2 separate regions of the Homo sapiens genome follow, and region 1 is linked to region 2. A link is a contact called in ENCODE Hi-C or POLR2A ChIA-PET data. All regions are on one chromosome and are shown on one strand. Each heading gives the region's core, a stretch centred on a gene start or an enhancer-like site at or near the end of the contact. The rest is flanking DNA. Distances are from core to core; before and after follow the strand shown.

Evidence for each region. Hi-C counts contacts between places; a loop is a spot of excess contacts on that map. ChIA-PET counts read pairs that join two places held with the same protein, here RNA polymerase II (POLR2A). Pooled maps may share reads with other maps.
Region 1: a map of CD8-positive, alpha-beta T cell shows a loop between it and region 2 (2.5-fold over the local background). The contact joins two enhancer-like sites. A Hi-C loop is called at or near these places in 13 of 168 maps with a recorded cell type or tissue (CD4-positive, alpha-beta T cell, CD4-positive, alpha-beta memory T cell, CD8-positive, alpha-beta T cell and 6 more), 2 of 37 single-sample maps with no recorded cell type and 15 of 50 pooled maps. POLR2A ChIA-PET finds 5 or more read pairs at or near these places in 22 of 52 experiments (AG04449, AG04450, CD4-positive, alpha-beta T cell and 13 more).

Annotation. Positions count from the first base shown.
Region 1 is chr5:35,812,143-35,817,450 of GRCh38, forward strand. It overlaps SPEF2 (sperm flagellar 2), which reads left to right. Exons shown (of 37, transcript NM_024867.4): 37 at 2,322-2,469. The coding sequence ends at 2,411. Among named protein-coding and RNA genes, the nearest start is that of IL7R, 42 kb to the right of the region's middle. Within about 2 kb of position 3,594, at least 3 of the 41 ENCODE cell types and tissues checked have a DNase peak (open chromatin) inside an H3K27ac peak, as active enhancers do; they include CD4-positive, alpha-beta T cell and CD8-positive, alpha-beta T cell, where a contact is called at or near this core.
Region 2 is chr5:35,778,027-35,783,761 of GRCh38, forward strand. SPEF2 (sperm flagellar 2) reads left to right here. Exons shown (of 37, transcript NM_024867.4): 30 at 1,091-1,320. Among named protein-coding and RNA genes, the nearest start is that of IL7R, 76 kb to the right of the region's middle. Within about 2 kb of position 2,390, at least 3 of the 41 ENCODE cell types and tissues checked have a DNase peak (open chromatin) inside an H3K27ac peak, as active enhancers do; they include CD4-positive, alpha-beta T cell and CD8-positive, alpha-beta T cell, where a contact is called at or near this core.

The DNA.
Region 1 (5,308 bases), core at 2,344-4,843, 35 kb after region 2:
ACTACTGCTGGTCTGTAGTAGTTACCGTGCACAAGAAATTCTGAATCACGTGCAATTATATGTGGATGGACTAGTGAGCTGGCATCTAATCTCTTGAACACATATGTCTTGTCTTTGGAAAAAAAGAAGGACTTTACTGGTGCAGTGCCATGATGATAAAGGGTCCAAATTGAAGTCCCAGGAAGCCTCTGGTCCATACCTATGTGGAAGTTCCAGATTTTGCGTTGGACATTATAGGCATTCAGCTAAAGTCACTTATTTAATTTCCACTTTCATAGGCCTTGTACAAAAAAGTTATTTTCAAATAATGCTCCTAAATTATTAAGAAAATGATTTGTATAAATATAAGAAGATCAGTGAGGATATTGGAACTGGGTTGTTGGTGAACAAAGTCAATTTCCTGTGATAAATATATATTTATAAATGTAAATGAATAAACAATTTTCTCTAAAAACTTAATAACTTTAGTTTCTTGTGATGAACGCAGGCTCAATTATTATACATTCTTTAAAACAAATATGTAAATCAAGCATATTACCTTATAATTGAGGTTTATATTCAATAGGAGATAGCAAGAAATCTTTTAATGTTAACATTAGAATATCACCAGAAAATATCTTATAAACAAATGAATCAGGACCCAATTACATTAGGATAACATACCTATAATTATAAGTGCGAACTGAAGGAGACTTTCATCCCTCTTGTCTTCAGGGCACCTGACTTTAAAATATTCTCTAAGCTTCTCCTTTATCTTTATAACAAAATATGATAGCTGCTTCAGTGCTTTGTGTTTTCAAAGCACCAGTGTCAAACATTTTCTGGCTTTCACAGGCTCTTCTCCATTCACTGCTACTGAAAATTGTGGTCCCTGATTTCAGCTATAAATTTAGCTAAGACTGGTTTAAATATATCTGGAGCTTATCATTTTCCCCTTGCTATGGAGTGTCAGATAATCACAAGTTAGCTTATTCCTTAATCCTCAAATTAACTTTTGATAATATTAAAATGACATTAGTTATTATAAACATACTATATAAAGAAGACATGTTATTAGGAATTGTAGTGGGCTGGGCACAGTGGTTGCCATCTGTAATCCCAGCACTTTGGGAGGCTGAGGTGGGAGGATTGCTTGAGGCCAGGTGTTTGAGAGAAACCTGGTCAACAGAGCAAGACTCCTCTCTATAAAAAATTTTAAAATTAGCTGGACATGGTGACATGTGCCTGTAGTCCCAGCTACTTAGAAAACTGAGGTGGGAGGATTTCTTGAGCCTTGGAGATTGAGGCTGCAGTGAGCTATGGTCATGCCACAGCACTGCAGCCTGGGTGACAGAGCGAAACTCTATTTCTAAAAAAAATAAATAATAAATGGAAGAATTATACTGGGTAAGACTAGAAAAGTCAATGGGGAGCAGCTTTTCTTTTCCACTTGGTTCACTTAGCATTGACCTTTGGCTTTAGGAGATTTGTGTTTTCAAGGAACAAGATCTCTAAAGAAAATGATTCACTATGATTCCTCGCAGTGACTGATAGAAGCAGTGCATATGTCAATTGGCAAGGGTCAGCACATATGGTGAACAAACTCATGTCTTCTCAACTAAAATGATCACAGTCAAATTGAAGCCTTTGAAACTCAGCTCTGAGGAAAAGGAACTTATATTGTTAAAATACTTCTCTAAAATTGTGAAATAAAAAAAAAAACCTAAAAGCTACCTAAATGCAGTTCTGTATTTTTCACATGTTGGTACTCCTTCTACATTGTAATAATAGTTTAAATATATTTTGAAAAATATCTGTGATTTAAGATGTAAGATAGCTGTATAGCAAATGTAAAACAGGTCATTCTTTCCCTGATGTTTTTACAATGAAAGAATGAGACAATTTCAGGAAAGTAATCTTTTGTTTTAAAATTCTACAAATCTATAGACATGATTAATTTAGCATTAGCATTTACTTTCATAGAGGGTGAATACTGGTTTTTTTGTTCATTCATAAGGAAACAATCTTTTAACTTGCCCATTCATTATATGCCAGGTTCTGTGTAACTGCTTTTACAAATGTTAATTAACCTAATATGACAACTCCATTATTAGGTGTGGAAACTGAGGGTCCAAGATCTTAGATAATTTTCCAAACATACAAGTAGTAAGTCTCAGGGTGGGATTAAAACTAAATGGAGAAATTTGCTCAGTGGAAAAAAAGAAATAAAAACTGTTTAATGGTTGCCATGTACTATGTGATCATTTATTAGTATTTGTATAGTATAGTATTGATCATCCTTTATTAGTATTTGTAACTTCTCTTTGAATCTTTTGTCTTAGGATATTAAAATAATTCTCCAAAGGAGTGAACATGTACAAGGAAGTGATGGAGAGAGATCACCTTCAAGACATACAGAGGAAAAGAAATGAAGACAAAAGAGTGTGATTTTTTTAATTCTGCAATAAATCTTCCAAAAATTAAATGTGACCATGGTGTTTGTCATATATGTTACCATTTTAAGTATAGAAATGAACCCTACCAGTTCATTATCGGCATTGAAAATGGAACCTTCCTTAACTTGGAGAATATTTCATAATAAAGAGAGAAAAAAATCCAAAGTAAAAATCCAAAGTAAGCAGGAATGCATTTTGAAGTGATTCTGAAAATGGAAGGCCCCAAAACAAGATGTTCAAAAATAAGTCATGAAAACTCCCTATGAAAGGTATCTACATTAGGCAGATATAGTGAAAATTTCCCCAAAACTCCACATCAGCACAGTGCTTCTAGGTACATCTTACAGTTCTTTCTCCATATGCAGTAAAATTTCCAGGTTTATTTCAATAGCCAAGAAGAAGGCTGCATTATTGAACTGCTAGTAAAGCTTTGTTCCCATCATCTATTCATAATTATTTCTTAATAGAATATATTTCCTTCATAGATAGATGTACAATTTCATCTTTTCGCTTGATAAGTTGGTGACTCAAATTCAATGACACTTATCAATAAACTGTTTCAAGAATGGTGATGTATTCTTGGTGGCTGGGCTGCTTCTATGATAACCCCTGTGGGTCTCCTCATTGGCTGAATCCTCCTCTTCTGCTCAACCTCTGAGTTAGGAGGGCCCCAGGAATCAGCCTTCTCCATCTGCAGTCAAGCTCTGGATGATTCATCGATTTCCATGACTTCATGGGTATTACAGAGGCTCCCAACACTGAAATTTCTATTCCCACCTTCGTCCAAAATCCAAACTTCTCTGTCTTAATGGCCCCGCATTTTCCACATGGATGGCTAATAGTCATCTCAAACTCAGCGTGTCCGAGGTGAATTTCTGATTTTCCTCTTCCGCAAACCTGCTCCTCTAAGTCCTCCTTCACTTTAGGCAACTGTGTCCTCCTGCTGTTCAGACCAGAGAACTTGAAGTCATCCTTGAGTTGCCTCTTTCTCTCATATCCCACCTCCAGCCTATCAGCACATCAAGTAGGATAGACCCTGAAAATGCATCTAGAATGTGATCTTCTTTACTCCTTTGTCGCAGGAAGTCTGGTCCAAGCCTTTGCCATCTCTTGCCTGGATTACTGCAGTATCCGGGTAACCAGTGATCCTGTTTCTGTTCTTGCTCGCCCTACAGGCTGTTTTTAAGCACAGCAGCCAGAGGGAGCCTTTTATAATGCGAGTCAGGCCATGTCACACTTCTGCTCCAACCCTCTATGTCCTATGTCACCCAGAATCCAGCCCAAGTCCCATCTTGATCTTACCCTCCCTGCCTCTTTGACCCCATCTACTGTTCTCCCCTTTCTCACTGCTTAAGTGACAAAACTACCTTGCACATCTTAGAACCCACCGGGTACACTCCTGCCGCAGGGCCTTTGTGCTTGCTATTCTCTCTGCTTAGAATGATTTTCCTCCCACATCTCTGCATTATTTGTCCCACAAATTCCTCCGGGTCTCTGCTCAAATGTCACTTTATCAATAAAGCCTTCTCTTACTACCTCATACAAAATAGAAGCAACTCACCACATCTTACCCCCACTCTTATTTTTTTTTCCCATCGCCCTTATCAACATCTAACAAACTACAGTATATTTACTCTCTCATCTATCACTCCAGTCAGTTGTAAGTTCTGTGAGGTCAGAGTTTTGTGTATTTGCTTTGTTGCTGTGCCCCAGAACCTAAGACTAAAAACCATAGCAGCTTTATGTTATGTTGATACATTTGTGCAAAATATGTGGGAAAATCACATTTAAATTGATCACTAAGTCAATGAGCAGCCCAAGACAATTCTTATTGTTAATGGGAATTCTAATTCTAATTCTACAAAGAGACACATTTCCTAATTTTGCTTCTTGTGGGCTAAAGTTCACTTGAAGCTCTACTCCAAGAGCACTTGTCTTCAAGCTAATGGAGGATACTGACCCAGTCATGTGCTTGGGAGATGGAGAAGAAGCCCTACCTGAGATTACAAAATTTCAATTTGGCTGATTCACATGTGAACCAACAGGGTAATTCTAGTAATTCTACAGAAGGGAGGAGAAGAATATCTGAAAACAGAGTTCAAATCAATAAAATATCATAAGGACATAGGCAGTAAGTGAATCCACATTTCATTAAGAACTGAACGAGACAAGGCAACAATACATTGCAATAGAAAAACACTGAAGCAGAGCAAGCAGCATTCCCATAATAATTTTGTGGCACAATGTTGTTAAATAGGAAAATTGTAGAATCTTTCTTTTGAGGCTCATTAACTCCTCTAAGCAGTGGGATGGCAACCAGCACACAAAGGGTCTCCTGGTCAGTCTTTGCCAGATCAGAGTCTCTTAATCATCATCAGAATGAAGCAGGTATGGTGACTGGGCATGAGCCAGAGTCTCTCTCACTTCTTCCACTGTTTGCACGTTTATCTCCTACCCCTATTTGCTTATCATAGCATGATCTATTTAACACATAACCGCAATCTTATCTGACCTTGCTACTACTCACTTATTTTCACACGTCTTTAGTAAACATCTCATTGCATTTCCCACAAGCTCTGATCCAAATGTCTTTTTTATTTCCCACAATGTTGGTCCCACCTCTATTTTCTTTATAAAGGCAACAGAAATGAGAATAGCATGTACTGAGCACTTGCTATGGGTTATGAGGTGTGCTATGTTGCCTGCATAATTTTCTTATTTTGTCCTTGTAATAATGCTCTGGGTTTGCTATTACTTTCCCCTTTACAGGTGAGGACACAGAGTATCATAGAGGTTAGGTGACTTGCACAGGATTGCCCAACTAGGCTCAGGCAGAGCTGTGATTCAACTCCAGTAGAGACCAATGCCAAAGC
Region 2 (5,735 bases), core at 1,140-3,639:
GACACTTACAAAGACAACATTCTGGAGTTGAATTCTAGAGTATCTTTTGAAAGACAGCAACTAATGCTACTTTTTAAATTTTCAGTTATATGTTCAGTATGTGGTATATTTGGTGCCTATGAATTATATAAAATGAGATCAAATATGCATTTTTCTGTGTTGCTCACTTTCATTGTAATATATAAACAAGATCCTTTCTTCAATACAGCGATAATGCACTTATTCATGTATAAAACTTCTCTAGCCTTTAAAATAATTTTTAAAAGGTCATTAACTATACCCCCAGTACAGTTTAAATCTTTGCCGTATATGAGTTCACATTAATAACCATAAGATAGGGAGTGTTGCGTTGTTGATTCCATTGCAAAGACAAGGAAATTCAGAGAGCCCAGGATCTCTGGCTAGAGAGTGTCCTAGGATGAGAACTCAGATTCCAGCACTCTTTCTACCGCATCATAGTGGTTCCCAGCTGTTGCTGCTTTACCATGTTATCTAGCTAGGAATTGTTATTCTTCATGAAGATAGCAAAGCAATTTCAATGGATTATATACAACAGAGGCTATTCTGACATCTTTGTTTTAGATAACATCAAACTTCTTTGACAGAAATAGAGAAAAGCCACTCTTCTAGAAATACATTATTGAACTTGATTCACTTTATAATTCATCCTAATTCCAAATAAATGTAATTCTAATAGTCATGTTTTACAGAGTATTATGCCATATAACCTTATTCTGGTTCATACTTAGTATGAAATATAACCCTTGATATAGTCTTGCTTACATAGTAAAATATATTCTAATACTAATAAAAACTATATTTAATAGGTTCTCTTTAAGTTCAGTTTTGTGTAAAATGTGTAACTAGTAGCTGTTTAATAAGCATGCATTTTCTATTTAATCTGCATTTATTTATACCCTGCCTTTTTACAAAATAGATTTGGGGACAAATTGAAATTTATAAGCATGCAGATGGAGTTGTCTAAGAGCTATATAATCTGTTTACTTTTGTGTATATGTCTTATAAGCAAACTTTATTAATCTAATAGTATCTTTCATGGGGTTAACGCTATCCATTTTACCACTTTCAGTACAGAAAAATTAACTGACGTAGCTCGCTATCACATTGAAACATCTACAAAAATTCAGAATGAACTTTATTTAAGCCAAGAAGACTTCTTCATTAATGGCAATATAAAAGTCTTCCCAGATCCTCCCCCATCAATACGTCCTCCACCTGTAGAAAAGGAAGAAGATGGTACCCTGACCATTGAACAGCTTGACAGTCTTCGAGATCAGTTCTTAGATATGGCACCTAAAGGTAGGAAAAATAATTATCATGAAAAGAGCACAAAAAAAGGTTAAGATTAACCAGGACAGAAATCACTTGCCAACAAGTAAAATCAGCTCTATGGGATCATGTGGCACTAAAACATGCCCTTGCTTTGTTCTAGTTTATTAAATATTTGTTTCATACAACATAGACCCTAATTAAACAAGCAGGACCCACTGTGAATAATGCTTGAGCAGTGTGGTGGTCCTCATTCCTGGTAATTCCTCTCTCCTGTCCTCCCCGACCCTTGCTGACAAGTTTGTATATTTGAGTATTACTCCACCTGGCAGCTTACAGAAAGACTTTGTGCATACTTCTAGTTTAGATTTTATATTGAGATTATGAGTTTGTGTTTCTGTGAGGGGAGACCAGGCAGTAGAAGATTTCCCTTTTATGTTGGCCTTTTCCCTCAGTGCTTGTAGACCATAAGCAGAATCAAATAAGCTGTTAGAAAATGTTTGCTTAATTAATTAGTCGGTTTGTTCATATGTATGTGTAAATGTTTTCTGCACACAACAATTTTATCTCTTTCACATTTTATCAGCATGGACCTACAGCATCTGCACAGGCTTTTTTTATTCAGCCTTTTCCTACTTCCAGATATTCTTCAATGAGTTCTGTCGATTGATAGCACAAGTAATTCAGACAGATCACATAGGATTATCATCTCCACTTTAAAGGTCTAGATACTGACTCACAGAGGAGTTTAGCAGATTTTTTGCCTATGGTCATATATCATTCAGAACTCTGCAGATCCAAAGTTCTTGCCCCTTCTCACTGAACTAAGTTGCCTCTCATAAGCAGATTTCTTTTACTTTTCAACATATACTACTTATTGGGAAATTATTACTTTTCCCTGTAGCATAGTCAACTGACTTTAGTATTAATACAATGTTACTTTTTAAAAAAGTCCAGTATTTCCAGAAATTCACATCATATATCATTAGTAAAAAGAGCATTACTCTAAGTCCGAAAGCTTCCTTGCCAAGCCCAATAGGTGAAATTGGTGTATGTGTGTGTGCCTGGGTGAACCTTGCGCTTTGATGTGTCAGCTCATCAAATCAGCTAGAGCAGGCTTTACAGCTCCAAGGTATAAAAGCCCACACTTCAGCTGTGGAGGGACGGAGGTGCCATTTGGCAGCATTTGGGCACGAAGGAAACATGGCCATCAGCAGGTACAAAAAATCTCGACTTTACAAATCAGTCCATGAAATTCCTTCAGTCCTTTAGTCAGACAGAGTGCACCCTCTTCTACATGGTGCGAGCTCCACAATGCCCTGTTATTATGTACTTCCCTCTTCAGAGTTGCTTTTTCTCTTCATTTTATCCAGGCCATTATTTTACACATAAAATAAAAAGATAAGTGTAAGTGGATTCTAAACATGACATGTGGTTTGCTTTAATCCTACACTCTGGTGACTGGGAGGAAATCACTCAATTAATAGGTAAAAACTAAAGGCATCTGGGGACACTTGAATAGGTAGAAGTGGATTTTGAAAATTATCATCCACTTACAATATATCTTTCAGCAGGGACCCTAGTATCCATGATGCTAATCATAATACTTTCTTGGATCCAACCTCAAATCCAGAGCTCATATTTCCACTAAAAATTTAAAAATAAATTTTAAAAAATAGCAGCTATAACTTGACATGTGTCTCAGAAGATTAACTCTAGAAACCCTTGGGACACAAAGATGTCAACAGATAAATGTTTTCAGACTATGGGAGAAATAAGAAGGGAGGGAGAGGAAGTAAAGGAAGGGAGGGAGGGAGAAACGGAGTTGTTTTTTTTTTAATTTTTATTTTTTTAAAAGCAGAGTAAAAGGAAACCATTTGCCCTAGGAGCTGAGAGTTTAATTTGAAAAGGCAAGCAAAGAGGAAGGAAATATGAACAACTATTTGAGTTCTTTCTGGGACACAGTATGAATGTTATTCAAGTGCTCAAGAATGCAAAGCATCAGTGTGCCCTGAAATTGGTCAGGGAAAAGTCTGTGGAGCAAAACTTTGGAGGGAGAAATTGAAGAGGGTAAAGAGATTTTGTGGCAAGGCTACAGAGAATGTTTACAGTTAGGGGAACAGCTGCTGGAAACTCTGTAGACAAGAAGCGTGAGGATAGGAGCATGATGTTTGGGAAATGTTTAGGAGACTGCTCTGCTTTTCTTTCTCCAACTGCATGAACTCCAGGCGAGTAGAAGAGGAGGCTTTCTCTGTGTGAGGAACCACCTCCTCCCACCCAAGCTGGAGAATTAACCCATATGCAAGAATAACAGTTGTAATTACCACAGAATTTACAAGGCTATACAATACGGTAGGATTTGGGGATTGTGATGATTCAAAGTGAGTTATGTATGGTCTATGGGCAAACAGTTTAAACTCTTTTCTCTATTAGCTCAATTATACCATTTGAAAAAATATATATTGCATATATTGCTTTTTAGGTATATCTAAAATAATTAATAAGTGTTGGGAATTTGATTGACAGGAGTAACGTTCATTGTTATTATTCTTGCTATTCTTATAGAGGGCAGGGAAAAGTATTACTCCATTTTTCTGCATCCCAGAGTCACAGAATTGGAGGTTCTCTACTGATACTCTTGAAATCAGGCTCCAAACATTGACAATGGCCCTGCCTGAGGAAACCCATTAACTGCCACTCACCCCTTTTCCCCATCTCTTCTGGCCCCACAAAGTATACTCTGGCTTTTTTGTTTTTCTACCCCGGTTTGGCAATTGTTCACTTAAGAAACATGACACACACCCATCCGTCTTTTAAATGAAGGCTTTTGTTGTATTTCTTCCAAGAAATGGAAAACAATCCTTTATGATACCTTCCACTGTATTTACCCTAGAACTCTATAATTTCAAAACACAATCTTAGTGAGTGATAGCAGGTTTGAAAGTGTGGAGGAGCTGGCTGAACATGTGTGTTTCAAATGTGTGATCCTGCAGAACTTCCTGCTCAAACTTGCTATTATTTCTATGCCAAGAAATAAAAACATTTTCCTATATTATTTCATATATGCCCATGCAATCCATAATATCTAAGATGCAACTTTCAAGTTCACTAAAATATATTAAAACAGATGGATTTTTTTGGGAGGGAAGCATACATATTTATTTGCATATAACAGCCATTATGTTACTAGGCCCATGGTAGGATTTTTTAGCAGATTTATAAAAAGCACTGATGTTACTAAATTACACTTTGCATGTTTTAATCATGCCACACAAATACAAGTATTGGATTATTATTTAATCTTTGATTAGAACAATGACTGAATGCTTTAAATACTTGCAACTAGATAGTATCAAGATGTAAATGGAAAGAACTAAAGCTTAAGGGGTTTTCTGCTAAGTATTGGTTAATCCCTTTGAAAACAAAAGTCTCCATTAAAATAGCCCTTACTAAAGATAACATAAAATTGAAAAGCATCATATATTGTAACATATTCAACACTCCTTTTCTGGTCAAATTCTGCCACTTATGATGATTCTACCTCTCTTTTGGTAAAGGTAATGATTAGACATAAAATATTATTTATTGATTATTATTAACACAAATATACCAGAAAAAATAATGACCTTATACATGATAATCAAATTAGATCATGCAAAATGCAATGAAACAGTTGATTACACTTGCATTTTTCCTGCCACTTAACAAAGATCCATACTTTAGAAGCATAAGAACAGTATGAGTAAAAGAAAGCAAACCATTCTTTCCATCACCTATCCTAGGAATCATTCCTATGAGCGTACTACCGGCAGAGTTAGATCTAGTGAATATTTTCTGAATTATAACAATAGCCAATTTGGCATGGTCACTATGTGTCAGACCCTTTGCTAACATTTTCATATGTGAATTCACTTATTATCCACCTCAGTCTATGATGGGATGGCTAGAGTCAAACAGTTCTTTCTCAAGTTCACCTCTTGTCAAAAGACTGTCATATGATCTTGGACAAGTTATTAAATTTCTCTCTGCCTCAGTTACCACATCTGTAAAATGAGAATAATAATGATACTTATTCCATGTATTGAAATAAGGTTGTTATGAAGATTAAAGTAATTAATATATGTAAAGTGCTTAGAAAGAGTATAGCACATAGAATGTGCAATTTAAGTGTAATCATATAAGCCATTGTGACTTGATTATATAATTATAGTAATGTCATATTAGTATATAATATACAATATTGATACAAAGTATTCTATTATCCAAAATGTTAGCTTGGTTTCTTGAAGATGGAAATACCCTAGTAGGCATTTGCAATATTACCCCTGAGTGCTTCCAAAAAAATGTACACCACCTGGTAGAATTAAATCATAAAGTAATGTGGTTTCCTAGGGAGTACAAGCATTCCAAACAAAAGCATTCATTTTGTGTGCTCCAGTAAGTTC